2 separate regions of the Mus musculus genome follow, and region 2 is linked to region 1. A link is a contact called in ENCODE POLR2A ChIA-PET data. All regions are on one chromosome and are shown on one strand. Each heading gives the region's core, a stretch centred on a gene start or an enhancer-like site at or near the end of the contact. The rest is flanking DNA. Distances are from core to core; before and after follow the strand shown.

Region 1 (7,519 bases), core at 4,491-6,990:
GTTAAGTAAGAAATGATTAAGTAATGCTATTAATTCCAAATTAAAATAAACAGAGACAATGTCTTTAGCAGGAGCAGCAGCTTGCCACCTTGAATACCACAGTCAGCCCCCTCCACCCACCCAAGGGACAAGCTGGGAGCATTTGCCCTGGCAATGCACAATGGCCCATTTGCTATTTGGCAGCTGTATGTAAGCCCTTTCTGCTCCTCACTCCTTGCTACATCACAGAACCCACTTCACTTGTATTTATGGATCTACTTAACAGCATGTAATCTCCAATCAGAAGAAGTTCCCAGATGCTTGAGAGGAGAACAGGCAATTCCAGAACCCAAACAGACAGCACGGGGGCAATGGTCTGGGCGTGTGTCCTCACCAAGCTCTGCTTCCAAGGCCTACACTGCATTGCCCACCTATTCATCAGGTCCCTGAGCTGCCAAGGACCAGGCACAACTCAGGCATGAGGCACTCCCCGCCTTTTGACTCCTTAAGGTCTTCAGCCAGGAAGAAATGACATTAAACAACTAATGTCACAATAAACTATGAAATTGCACAACTGGAAAACGTGAAAAAGGAGTAAGAAGGCCTTTGAGCTAAGCTGAGTAGAAAACTGAAAGGAGGACATGAACCGAAGAACTGGGGAAGACAGATGCAATGGGCGCTGCATGTGCAAAGGCCCTGGCCAAGAAGACCAAGAGGAAGCGGGGACGCAAAGCAGGCCAGATTGGAAGCTCAGCAATGAGGCAAAGACCCTGAGTGAGGGCTGCGAAGCCAGAGGGGAGGGCTCACATGCTCTCTGGGTCTTCTAGAGACGCCTTGACAGGATTTCCTGCATGGAGTAGTAGGCAGAGACCCGCTCTCATAGAGGTCAACTAGAAAATGCCTGCAGCATGGACTGCACCAGAGCAGAGCAGACCCACGAGGCAAGCCCCACCTTGGAGAGCTTAGGAGTGACTCAGAGCAACAGTCTCAGATTCTTCTAACACTAAATGTTATCATCAGCCTCCCAAGGACCTGCTTATTCTCCTGTGAAAAAAACTTAAAGTGGCATAAATTGTTTTAACATTACCATTACATCATTTTAAAATTTTTCTATACTGCAAAAATGTATATATAACCAACGCCAACATGAATAAACACAACGATGGTCTCTTAGGCCTCATTTTCCTGATATCCCAATGGCCATCAATATCACCTTGGAAACTCATTAAAAACCAGAAAGCCAGTCAGTCTACAGATTGCTCTAGGCCAAATGCCTCTGTGTACCACGCACCGGGAGGTTACCTACAGCAACAAGGGTACTCACAGAGCTGTGCTTCTGCAGATGGCAGAGCCCGTGTCTTGCAAGTACTTGGGTGTCAATGTGCTTACCACAGTCATTAGAATAAATTCTAGGATTCAGAACTGCCTCTTGAATGAACGGCCATTTAAATCTTTGATACTTCCCTGGAGAGAAATTAGATATTTTGTATGATAATATACATTGTTCTCTCTATAGAACAAATGTGTGTATACCTAATGCTTACATTGTGCTTCCTATGGGCCTAGGTTCCAGCCTAAGCATTTGTTACATATAACTTGTTAAACTCTAGGAAGCCATATCCTTATCACAGTTGTGGGTGTTGTTATCAATCTCACTAATACAAAGGGCACAGATGTAATCTCCCATACACTGGGTTATTAGCTACGCTCAGTCTTTTCTCTTAGCTGTGGAGATCTGCCTACCTGCATGCCTTAAAAACTGTAACAGGGAAGCTCATCCATTTATTGTTAGTTTGCAAAAGCTCTTTATATATACTGGCTATTAATCTCACAGAGGCCAAATAGGTTACACATTTTTTTTCTCTCTTGTCTCTGAATCTTGGTTATAGAGTCTTTCTCCAAAGATTTTCTTCTTACTATTAAATCTGCCAATATTTTCTCTTAAGGCACTGTCTTGGTTTTAGGATAAGAACACTTGAGTGCTGTAGTTCCTCAGTTAGTGGTTACATTCTTCCAATAAAAATTTCCCATGTAAGTAAGACTACCAGTAGCACTAAGCAGCTCTGAGAAATGGGCACAGACCATAGGCTGTCTGCTGCCAATCACCGCCTGCTTGCACAGCCTTGGAACTTCTCAAGACTCAAGCAAGCAAGAACAGGCTGTAACAACCACCAGCCAACTGGACTGCTCTGATTTCTGTGATACTCGGGATAGATAGAACCCAGAGCCTTTCAACATTACACAGAAGGCACAACGAAGACATTAAAGTCACTTTTCTGACTCAAATGAAACCCAGAGCGGTGACAGCTCAGAAGGGCAGACAACCTAACACCATACTGGGAAAGTATTCCAAATTATCTTCTCAAAGTAGCTGTGCTCTTCCAAACAACTCAATAACACTAACCTTCCACACAGGCTCATCCTGGGCCCAAAGCAGAGGTAAAGAAAGGCTCAGCCTTTGGGACTCAAGGCTGCCATTCCTCTCACATCCCTGCTATCAAGGGTGTGTAGCATCACCTATTTCTTGTAGCTGTGGGAGCAATAGAGGAGACGAAGATGGAAAGTGCTCAAAGAATGGCCCATGGCTCTTACTGGGTGCTCATTTAAACATCTGCTACTGACTTGTGTAATCTCCTGATCCAGGGAAGGAAGACACTCTCATCTACTCAGGACCTTACAGTGTTCTAACCGGGTCCAGTTACATGGAGGGTCTCAGTGGGGTCCATTTGTGTGGACCCCAGTCTGGCCTTTCAGGAAGTACGGAGGCATGTCTGAGAGGCAAGGGCAGCAGCAAAGCCAAGAGCAGCTGCAGATGCCAGACCACATTCCACCCTAAACAAAGCCCATCCTGCTCACTCACATGAGCCCAAGAGCAAACAACTGACCTCCTGACAGCTCAGAGCACTCTGCAGAAATGGACTAGGGTCTGTTCAAATGCAGCAGCACTTCTGATTCTGCCCCCCTCCGTCACCTGCACCTCAAAGGTCAGTGTCACACTTAAGGCCCAGAGTTGGCTGAGCAGCAGGACACTGGATGGTCACTGGAGACCAAGACAAAGCCACTCCAAAAATCTCTTTGGGGCCCCTACCCCAAGACTGGGTTACAACCAATGGGACATGAGCTCAACTCTGGATTCACCCTCTGAAGCCTGCATAGTCACCCCAGGGCCCAGAGACATCAAAAGCCCTGGTCCTGGGACTGAGCCCCCCCACGCCACCCCAATCTTCCCGTGCAGCAGGTGTCTCTCATTTCTGCATCTCCCTGGCTCCCTACATCAGGTATTAATGTATTACTTATGGCAGCTTCAGAGTTCTGAAAAACCAGCCGTTTTCAATAGAAAATGGCATGGACAAGGCTTGACAGGAGTGATGAAATTTTCTTCTGCTCTGGCAATTAGGACGGCACAAAGTCGCCTTTCCTTTGGTGCCACCCCCAACATCAAAGGATTGGAATTCAAAGCCGTTCATGCTGCATTGAAACCTCACAATGAGGCTGGAAAATGGAAGTCGATTACTGGGCAAAAATATGCAGTAGTTAAAAGGAAAGAGTTCTAACGAAATTAAGCTGCAGCAGCCCCACGACGTGTGGAAACTTCCAGCACCAGAGCTCTTCTGGTAAACATCAAGAGGGACATCCTCCTAACACAGGTTTGAAAGCAAAGTCAAGCTAGGAGCCAGGAGCCCCAGGAAGATAGAGTGCTATGTTCTCTTGCCCACCTCACCAGCAGCAGCCCCTAGCTTCTGAGAAGGTGCCATCTGGGGGCTTTATATGTTGCACAGCTCTCTGATGTTGCTAACCACAGACATTCTTGCTAGGGCTGCTTAGGTCACATCTGTCCTTGGTCTCTAGGCTATCCAGGCCCCGTCTGCAGTTCACAGTCATTCTTCTCCCCCACAGGGCTCCCAGATACCCTGTAAGCAGCCTGCAGACCCCTAAAGGGGGCAGTGTTACCTCTGCCTTCTAGCAAACCCAGCCTCTTCTGGGTGATTACTGCTCTTCAGGAAGGCATTTGATCTTTAAAAGAAAAGCCAGAACACAGAAAACCATAGAAGTCTTACAGTGTGTCGGGTGTGTGTTTTTAAAGCATGAAAATACTTCCCTCCCACACAAACGGGGAGTTCTTCTGGGGAAAGATGCCACAGATCCCGAGGAGTGGCAGATCTGGGAAAGCGGATGGGTCTTAAAAATAGACAATTGAACCTAGACTAGAGCTGCAAAGCTACCTGGGGGAAAAAAATGAGAATTTTTAACTAAATCTCACATATTTTTTGATATCCAAAACTCCATCCTGATGAAACTTCTAACTGGGTGGCATTTTGCATTTCCAATTATAATGGAGTAATTGTGTTGCCATAGTGACTGCAAAATTCTGCAATAACTTTTGCTGCCTTGTAACTGCTATAGTGTATATTTGTGTACAAGCAGCTGAGTTTTCTTAATTCAACCTCCTTGCCTCTCCACAAGCACTACACCTACCTACACCACCACCACCACCATCACCTTCTTTCTGGGTGGATTTTGAAACCACTACACTAGCTTTCATCAAGCCGGTCCTGAAATAATGCACGGAATTATCAGAAGCAATTAAAACTCCTGGCAACCTCGATCATATCACGGAGGAAAAACCGAAACCAGGTCAAGGTGCAAGCCGCCAGCATCCCCCTAGCCCCAAAGTGCGACAGGGCCATGGCTGTTTACACGTTAATACTCGCAGGCCTTAAATGCTTAGGTGGTTTGTGGGAACAGACAGAAAAGCCTGAGCAGAGAAAAGCAGGGAGGCAAAGTGACTACACAGGCCTTTCCTTCCTCCCCGGGCAGGCAGAGTGGCTCTCGGAAAGCAATTAGGTAGGTCTCTACAGTAATGCAATTAGGATTTAGTTAAGAAAGTCATTAGTTCTAAAATAACTTAAGTTTAATTTCTGCGACGCTTTATTTGAAAATCGTGTCACAGCAGGTCAATTTACAGCATGCAATAACCAAAACACTGCTATCAGCGGCTGCAAGTTATTAACAAATTCTCGGTGTGCATTAAAGGAGAACACGGGTTCCACACCCGGCCTTTCCGACCGACTCCCGCTGTGTGAGCTACAAGCTGTGCCTTCGGAACCCTCGCTCAGGGTGGACACCGGTCGTCTCCGGGGCTAGCGCAGCTCCTCGCCAGCCCAGCGACGGTCCGGGCCCGGCCGCGGCCCCCGCCCCGCCGCCCGCCGCCGCCGAGGGGCGTTTTCTGCAAACTCACAGGCTGACAAAGTTACATAAACGCCCCGGCCCCCGCCCCCGCGCGCCCACCTGCCCGCCCGCCGGCGCAGGCCGCTCTCCCGCCCGCCAGCCCGCGGCGCAGGGCCCCGAGGCCTCGGCGGGGCCGGGCGTCCACCTGCCGCCAGCAACCGGGCGGCGCGGACAATGACGGCCGGTGGCTTACCGCGGCGGCGGCGGGCCGCGTCTAGCCCTGCTCCGGCGCTCCGAGCCGCATCTCCTCAGCCTGCGCCGCCGCCGGCGGGCGGGCGGGCTCGGGCGGCGACGGCGACAGCAGCCGCGTTGAGCGGGCCGGGCGTGAGGCGGCGCGGCGGCGGCGGCGCGAGCAGGCGCGCGGGCTCGGGCTCGGGCGGCGGCGGGGATGGTGCTCCGCGGCAGCGGCCCCACAACCTCCCCTCCTCATTCACAAAAAATTGACCCACGTTGAACCATGATGCTGCTCCCCCTCGAGCGCAGAGCCGCGCGGGGATAGGCCGCGCCCTACGCCCGTCAGGCGCCCCAGCCCCGCCCCTCCCGTCGGCGGCCCACCAGCCATTGGCTACAACGGCTTTGCGTCACCTCCCCCCGTGGGCGCCGCCCCCTGCCTGGTTTCTAATGAAGAAAGCGTCAATTACGGCTCGGCCCCGCCTCCAAGAATTCAGCCGCCCTTCCATTGGTCCGAGAGTCCTAAGTCCGCCCCACAATAGCCCAACAGCCAGCCCCGCTTCGCGGGCGCTGCGAAGGGGCTCCGCCTTCGTCCGCCCTTCTCAAAAGTTCCAAACCCCATTGGCTCCCAGCATTGTCAATTCTAATGAGCGGGGCGTACCGAAGACTCTCCAGGCGCCCGCTCTGAGAGCTTTTGCTGTTTTAGAAAGAGCAGGGAGCTGGTGCGCGAACTGATTGAAGCCGTGGACAGACCTCCTTGGCAGCCCGCGGCGCTGCCCGGGTCAATACAGTGTGCCTGAGCGCCTGTCTCATGCTCTAAGGGGGCGCGGAAGAGCACAGACTAAGGCGAGGGCCCGGCCGGGCCTGGCGGCAACCTCCATCTTAGGCAAGGCACAGATCACGTGGGCTGCGTGCGGGGGACGCCGAGCCCAGAGGGAGTGCGCAGGCGCGGCGGGCCCCGCCCTGCCCCGGGGCAGGCGCGCCGCTTGGGGGTGCGGCTGTGACTGTGGGGCCTTGCGTGGCCGTGGGAACTGGGGGTTCTGGGACCGCTGCTGTTGCGGAGGTGTATTCTTGGTTCGCCGCCACGGCGTCCCGGTTTGTTGGGACCACCCCTTCTCTGAGGTTCTTCTAGACCTGGGCCAAGCGCCTATAATTGGCGTTCACGAATGTGGATGGGCGTGAAAGGCCATCCTTCTGGCTCCCTTGGGTCCATTTCCTTTCATCAGGAGAGTAGTGCAATTTCTCATCCTGTGTCCATGATATTTCCAGAATCCCACATCCAAAACGAAGACAAGAGCATCTGGTCCACCCTACATGGCCTGACCTAGGATGCTGACCTATTTACTAGGCCTTGCCTGATAGGAGTTGAGTAGAGATTTAATAGCATTTTTGTTCCATGACTGGGGGAAAATTGAAGGTAAAACAATTCGCAAGAAGCAATAGATTCTTTTCATTATCTCAAGGTAATACTGAGTTAGAAAGCTTCATTCACTGGGAGAAATTCATACTCTAGGATAGCTCAGCTGTGAAGCCAAGGGATGAATTGTGGAATAGAAAAGAGCAGAAGAAAATGACCGCACTTAGGAGTGCTAGTGCAGCTGCTTATAGAAAAGTACACTACCAAATTTACATACAAAATAATGCAGGATCTGCAGCCTGCTAACATTTAGATGAAACATGAAGTTCAGAAGTACTTGAAAGGATAAAGACATGCAATAATCACAGATTTGGTGAGTACTGAGTAAAGACAACCCTAAACAAAAGTGCCATGAGAAAGTGCTGGAATATAATCTTAGATGCAGTTACTCTGAAATGATATGGTTCGGTTCCAGGGTCGGGGGAGTATTGCTCTGTGCTGATTAGACCTCACAGAATTGTGATTGGTACATAGAAAAAGCTCTAGCAGCAAACAAAGAGTAGGGGAAGGGCACCCCAGTACCACCAGGGTTTCTATAGGGCTTTACAGAGTCCCATTCTCAGACAGAGGCTTGGTGTTAGAAACCAGGAGATCAGAAATAAAAACAGACCTCTAATACAAAAACACCCAAGAATTAGTAGAAGCCCACCAATTAAAAATTAAACACAAAACCTTAGGAAGAACAACAATATCAACCAGCCAGACCCCACCCCCCAGAGCTTC
Region 2 (7,532 bases), core at 2,516-5,015, 290 kb after region 1:
GCCACTAAACTCTATGTCGAGGGGCCTTCCATCGCCTGTGGTGGTGCTTGAGTACTGTATCCCTGCTTCTGGGTAGTGCTTCATGCCTATAGGGAGAAGACCTGGATGACCACTCACTCCTACTGCAAGTGTGTGCTTGGACAGAAACCCAAAGAAAACTTGAATGTTATTGTCAGGGCTGGTCATCAGAACCCAAGGGAAAGTCCCCTTTGAGCCCACACTTCATCACATACTCAAGAAGCACATTCTATGCTGTGGACAACAGCTAAAGAACATGCTTCTCCATTCTCTACAACCAAGTAGATCAGCACACCCCTTCCAACCCTCACCCCACTGCTGCAGTCCAATATTCCCAAAGGCAAGCAGGCAGATGGCTGCATGAGGAACTGAAGAGGCCAGCCTATGTCCCATCACCCCACGTGAGAGCCAATGTAGTGACAGCTCCTCTGGCAGGGCAGCTCAGAAAAGGACTCTGCCGCACTCCCAGGTAAAGTCCTATTCCAACTGGTAACTGCCAGGGATGTTTTTAATGTTCCCTTTGAAAGATTAACACCTCTCTCTGATTTGATCTGAGACAGGGTCTCCCCATGAAGCTATGGTTGGCCGAGTACTCACTACATAGCTCAAGCTTGCCTCAATCTCATGGCAATCCTCTTGCTGTAGCCTCGTAAACACTAAGATTATAAGCATATACTCAACAAGCAATTAAAAATATAAAAGACCTACCTTAGGCCTAAATCTACCTAGTCAATAGCCAAGCAAATTCTAGCTGGGATAAGCAGCCACATGCCTGACAGGCCAGGGCCACTCTGCCCGGTGCATACCTAGTTGCTGTGCGATCTCCTTTGCGAGCTTGTTTTTCCCAGAGCATATGTTCCCATCTACTGTTATCACTCGGCTGTACTCATGCAGCTTTTTGGTTGTCTTATCACCAAGAATGGCGGCCAAAAGCCCATACCTCAGCTTGCAGTGCACACTGGTATGAATTCGTCCCTGAAAAACACAACAGCACATCACCACTGTGGTTACTGCAGGCATTAGCAGCTATTATATAAAACACTAAGAGGCACCTCTTGTTTAATGACCTGACTCCCTTCTTCCTCGGTGTGAGCTCTCTGAGAACTGGCTGTTCACCTCCTTAGGTCTCAGAACAGACTAAGAAACAAGGATGCTTGTTATGTTAATGAAAACTGGATGGATGGATAGACAGATGAACAGATGGACAGAAGGATGGATATGCACAAATAGCAGCAGGGAGGGGGACCTGACAGAATAAAGTATCTCTCTGATCTAGGCTTTTACCTTCTGCCTGTTACTAATTCCCTTACCTCCAAGAGACTTTAAGCACGAGAAAGCTAGAAAACTTAAGCTTAAGTAGAGTTTCCATGCTCTAGCGCCGAGAATGATGCCTGCAACAGTGGGAACTGGCCACTATCCACAAACAGAGCTATATAAGCATGATTTTTGCCTTTCTTTAATTCTGTAATCACCCACAGAAGCTGAATGCCCAGGCTCTGTGGAGAAGCATCATCTCCCTCTCCTGCTGCACGGATGCAAGGTCCTCCTCACACCCCTCATCCACAGGCAAGGGACGTCCTCATCAGCAGTCTCCCAGTCTACTCCTCAAACTGAAGCTAAAATAATCCACTCTCCCCAAATAAAATCACCAAGCTGGGGACAGTGGAGGATATATAATTGAAAGGTGAATAATTGAAAGGGCAGCAAATTTTAAAATAAGCAAACAGATCTTACAAAGATCACACAGGCAGCATGTAGGTGCCTAAGATGCCCCCTTGGGAACCAGGAGATGTGCTGTGTGTGTGTGTATGCTCACTGGATGCTCATAAATGCAAATGACTTCCAGCACCCACGTCAGCACCCATACAGCAGGATGCTCTGTACTGCTAAGGAGTGCAAATGGGATGGTCGGTAGAAGACAGATGGTTATAAAACTACAGCCTCACTAACAAACCAGCAAACACATCACCCAATGATAGGAAACATTCCCACAAGAAATTTGCATGCATACTTTTTTTTTTTTTTTTTTGGTTTTTCGAGACAGGGTTTCTCTGTGTAGTCCTGGCTGTCCTCGAACTTACTCTGTAGACCAGGCTGGCCTCGAACTCAGAAATCCACCTGCCTCTGCCTCCCAAGTGCTGGGATTAAAGGTGTGTGCCACCATGCCCGGCTTTGCATGAATACTTAAATCAGCTTTTTCACAATTGCCTTATGGGGAAACTACCAAGATGATCTTCAATAGGTAAATGGATAAATGGCAGTATAACCAAACTATGGAATTAAAGGGAATGACTAAAAAGGCCATAAAGACACAGTGAGTCTTCCCCCACCCCTGCTGTTTTTGGGGGCTGGATTTGAGACAAGAGTCTTGCTATGTAGCCCTGGCTGGTCTGGAACTCCCTGTATACCAGGCTGTCCGAGAATTCATAGATCTGCCTGTCTCATGTTGGGATTAAAGGTGTGCACCACAACATCTGGCTTAAGAAATATTGTCTAGATTGTGTACGTGTGTGTGTGTGTGTGTGTGTGTGTGTGTTAAAAGAGAAACAAGTACTCTTAACAGCTGTGCAGCCCCACAAATAAATTCTAAGTGTAACTGTCAAAGTCTATGTAAAAAAAGAAAGCACTGTGTCAGGTAATATGTGTGACTGATTACACGAGTCTAGCATAGGCAAAATGACAAAAATCATCAAAAGCACAGTGGCTGTCAGGAGTTGACAGGGTGGGAAATAAATGAATATTAAGGACAATAGATTTTTTTTTTTTTAGGGCTGTGAACTACTCTGTGTGTATTGTAAAGTCCAAAATATAATATTGCTCATTGTGCAAAACAATAAAACTTCACAGCATAAAGAATGAACTCAATGCATGAAAAGCTTAGGGTGGAACGGGGTGTGACTGAACTTCCGACATGTGAATATATGAAACGACTTCACTGAAGAGGGTGATGTGAAGATACAGGGGAAGGAGTGTGGTCTCTGAGGGTCAAGGTCAAGAGTGGATTGTGAATATGCTCTGTGCTCTTGCTGCTGTGCTCCACTGCGATCCTAATAGGCTTAAGCTGACAGTGCTAATTCATAGTGGGGCTTAGGCTGACAGTGCCGATCCAGGCTCACATTCACACACACCTCGTCTCTCTCTGGTTCACATCTATACCTCTTTCACACACAGATCACTCCTGTTCAAAATAAAAATCCTTAGCATGACTGTCAACCCCTTTCCGATTTACCACCTATGTAGTTCTAGCTACTATAAAGCAAAGAAGTTATGATGCCGTCATAAGACGTGTCCTGTTTCCAGCCACGGTCCCCTAAGCACCTACTGTCACCCATTATTCTGCATGCACCCTAAAAGGTCCTAATCCTCCCCAATCTACCCCAAATCTCTGTTGCTGCTCCACATCACGTCACCCCAGAGTCTACAAGGCGTTCCACAAAGCAGTTTCTGAACCGATGAGCATGCGGGCCCAGGCTCCGGAGCTCCGGCATCTCGGCTCTCCGTATGCAGCCGGGAAAGTGAGTCCCGCTGCACCGGTGCTGTGAGCGGAGGCCTCAGGAGCTCGCGGCTCACGGGTCTGACAGACGCCGCCGGAGCGTCAGGGCTCGGAGCCGACAGGCCGAGATCCAAGCAAGGAGAGCCACCCGCCGCTCACCACGCGCTGGGCTCCGGCCGCGAGGCCGCGCGCGGGAGCCGACGCCGGGACGAGTCTCAGCAACCTCAAGGCCATGACTTCGCCGTCTGCGCCGGCTCAAGGACCAGAGGGACATGAACGCGACGGGGTCCTAGCTCGTCCGCGGCGCGCTGCCATGACGTCACCACTGAGTGTTCGCGGCGCCTGTCGAAAAAAGAAAATATTCCGGAACTGGGACGGGGCGGGGCCAGAGGGAAGGGGCGGAGCTTAGGCTTGTCGACGCTCTAGTTGCTTGAGCTTAGATTGTTTGGGCGAGGAGCGCGCCTAGATCCTAGACAAGTTATAGTATGAAAGTGGCAAAGGGCTAGAAGTCCTGCCTGGGCCTTGAGGCTCCCAGCTTTGAGCTCGGGTTCTCGCAGATGCTTGAGTTGTGTGACAAAAGTGTGACCCCCCACTCCCAGGTGTTCTGTGGGGTGAATCCTCTCGCTCCCCAGAATCTGTGCTGTCTCCCTGCTCCACGCCCAAACGTAGACCCACTTTCTGTTTGAGTTCTGTAGGGAGGATCCGCTCCCCGCCCTTCTGGTCGCTGAGGAGAGAGTCCATTCCCCATCTGAGTTCTAGGGGCGTCACATTCTCCCTGCCTAGGTTTCTGAGAGAAGGACCTGTCATCAGCTTGAGCCCTGTGGGGGCAACCAATTCACGACCTAGCAGTTCTGAGCTTTTGTAGTGCTAAGAGCTGAGGTGGCCACAGACCTGGCACCACCATATATCTCCAGTGCAGATCACCCTGCCTCATTTCCACAGCTGCCGACTTTATAGTCACCTCCTGGAAAGCTCTTCAGCTCCAAGAGCCTCTGAGGTGGAAGAGTGCAGTGCGCAGAAGCCAGGAAAGTGCTGATAGGGAGAGGATCCCCAAGACAATGAGGAGTTCTGGGTTGGGTTTGGACCACTTTCCATGTAGTTAACACAAAACCTCCCCCGCATTTCTGGATTTCTAGAAAGTCCTGTATCCTTACAGTACATTGAATACGGGAAGGGGAAACCTCTCCTCATTTCTTTTGAATCCTGATCATTATCTCATTTCCCTACTCCCCTCCAGTGTAATTCAAAAATCACTCAACCCCAAAAGAGAAATTTCCCAAGCACGTATGTTTTACTGAAGAATTTTACTTTATACATAAATATATGATACTAAATATGTACAGTCTCCTCCAGAAAACAGAAGCGATAATGCTTACTATCGCATGTTATGCTGCCATAACTGTCAAAGACAGTACAAAAATGTAAGACCTCCATATATCAGTATCTCAGCAAATTGAATCCAGCAACACATGAAATGAGTGGTGCACCACAAGCAATGGGATGTCATCCTAAAATCAACTGATATAAAAAACAAACTAACCAAAATAATTATGTGTGATCAGATTGCTTGGTTCAGGGAAAGCATTTGACAAAATTCAATATTCATTTAAAATAAAAGAACACATATGCTCCAACAAAGGCTACAGGGTGGCTGCTTCATCTTCATAAAGTATGCCCACAAAATCCTAAAGCTAACATCATATGAATAGAGAAAGAATGGGATAAGAGCACTGACTGCTCTTCCAAAGGTCCTGAGTTCAAATCCCAGCAACCACATGATGGTTTACAACCATCCGTAATGACATCTGACGCCCTCTACTGGTGTGTCTGAAGACACCTACAGTGTACTTACATATAAATAATAAATAAATATATATATATATAAAAAGCAAGGGGCCTGCTTTCCTCACAAGTACTCAACAAAGGAACCCCTAACCCACATAATAAGTACAAAAGATAGAAGAAGAATACATACAGGAAAAAAAGAGATACAATTATTTGTAGATTATATTATTTTTACTCAGAAAATCCAAAGGAGTTGACCAAAAAAAGCTTCTAGAATAAATAGCAAGTTCAGCCAGGTTATTCAATCCAAAAGGCAAACACAAACAAACAAAATAAAAAAGAGAAACACACACACACACACACACACACACACACACACACAGAGAGAGAGAGAGAGAGAGAGAGAGAGAGAGAGAGAGAATTACACAGTATTCTGTATGCTAACAGCATAGAAGTCAAAGCTGAATAGCAGATGGAATTCAATTTATATTTGGTCTAAGTAAACTTGTAATACTTGCATTTAAACATGACATATCTGTAGGAGGCAACACTTTAAACACTGATATAAGAAAACAAAGAAGAGTTTAATATATGTATATATAAAATCACAGATCAGAAGAAGAAACAGGCAATGTCAAGTCTTCTAAGTCTAATGGAGTTCCAACTAAAACCTCCACAAGGATGTTTTAATGGTCAGAGACAAGTTTTATTAAGTTGCAGAAATGTGAAGATGCTAGAATAGCCACAATGAATTTAAAAAGAAGAATAAAGTCAGAGGAGTTACTCTTCTGTTAATGAGCTTTATTATATGTTGATACAAAGCAAGAACATGTAGTAGTCAGGAGGGCTGTGGTGTTCATCCACAAATGAATCAGCACAAATGTTCTCAGCTGTTTCTACAACGGTGCAAACACAGTCCCATGGCAGGCAGTGCGAGAGCCATTGGCTAGCTGTGGAGAAGCAAATGAACCTTCAATAACCTTACCACAAGAAACAACAACAAAGCCTCCAACAACAGCAAAACCAAGCTTAGCATCACAAAATGGATCCTGTATTTGAATATAATATTCAAAACTACTAAGCTTTTAGGAAAAAAATAGGAGAAACATTTTGTGCCTAGGAGTAGGGGAATATTTTTAACTTGGTATCAGAAGCATCATTCAGAAAGAAAGAAAGAAAGAAAGAAAGAAAGAAAGAAAGAAAGAAAGAAAGAAAGAAAGAAAGGAAGAAAGGAAGAAGGAAAGAAAGGAAAGAAAGAAAAGAAAGAAAGAAAGTTAGTTAACTAGACTTATCAAACTCAGAAGATCCTGCTCTGGAAGAGACATTATTAAGAGGTTGAAAAGACTAACTGCAGGTGGAGAAAATATTTACAAAATAATATTTGATAACAGACCAGAGTCTAGAATACATAAACAGCTTTCTTAAATTCAGTTTGAAATAGTCCAGGGTTGGGCATGGTGGCTGGCACACTCCAAAAGTCAAGTGATGTGCTTCCATTTGTATTATATTGTGTGTTGAAATAAAATTACAGGAAGAACCAGTTAGGTGCTTCTGGAGGACACAGTATGAGGATGTGGGTGTAAGTCAGCAACACCAGACATCTTCCAGTGATGGAAATGTTCTGTTCCCCTGACTACACTGTGTCCACAACTGTCACAACTGTGCACATTCTGTGACACATGAATCTGTGTAGCTGATGGAACTTGAACAAGTGCAGCAGGGTGTGCCAGAGTCAATGCCCTGCCACTGAGCTGTACCTTCGTCATGCAGGACAACACTAGTGGGAAGACAAGGCCAGGGATACTCGGGACTACTACCTGGCATGCTTCTTTGCAACTTTCTCTTAATATGCCATTATCACTAGGAGAAAATTTGAACTTTATTGAGTGTGATATAATAAAGTAATAGGATTTTAAAGTGTAAACTTAAGAGATACTTTTTGTGTTATAATTTTTAGAAATTGAAGCAAAGGAAAGAAGGACTGCCAATCAAAGCTACAAGGTAGTTTAAAGAAACTGAAACTGTACCAGAATATAAATGCTCATTATTTTCTGGCTAAAAATCTCAAAATAGTTAATATAACATTTGTCTTCAAGTTAATCTGTAGATGCAACACAATCCCATATATACATACCCACAAGCTTTTCTTTTGTTGATGTTGACAAGCAGATTCTAAGATGTGTAACTCTTCCTTTCTGGAAGACTTGGGAGAAAAAAGGCGACCTAGACTAGAAGC

The links. ChIA-PET counts read pairs that join two places held with the same protein, here RNA polymerase II (POLR2A).
Region 2: POLR2A ChIA-PET joins it to region 1 with 10 read pairs in embryonic stem cell. The contact joins the promoter of Ndufa10 here to the promoter of Hdac4 in region 1. POLR2A ChIA-PET finds 5 or more read pairs at or near these places in 2 of 5 experiments (Patski and embryonic stem cell).

What each region holds. Positions count from the first base shown.
Region 1 is chr1:92,174,601-92,182,119 of GRCm38, forward strand. Hdac4 (histone deacetylase 4) reads right to left here and starts at 5,741. Exons shown (of 27, transcript NM_207225.2): 1 at 5,658-5,741.
Region 2 is chr1:92,469,993-92,477,524 of GRCm38, forward strand. Ndufa10 (NADH:ubiquinone oxidoreductase subunit A10) reads right to left here and starts at 3,766. Exons shown (of 10, transcript NM_024197.1): 1 at 3,671-3,766; 2 at 825-993; 3 at 1-86. The coding sequence starts at 3,745.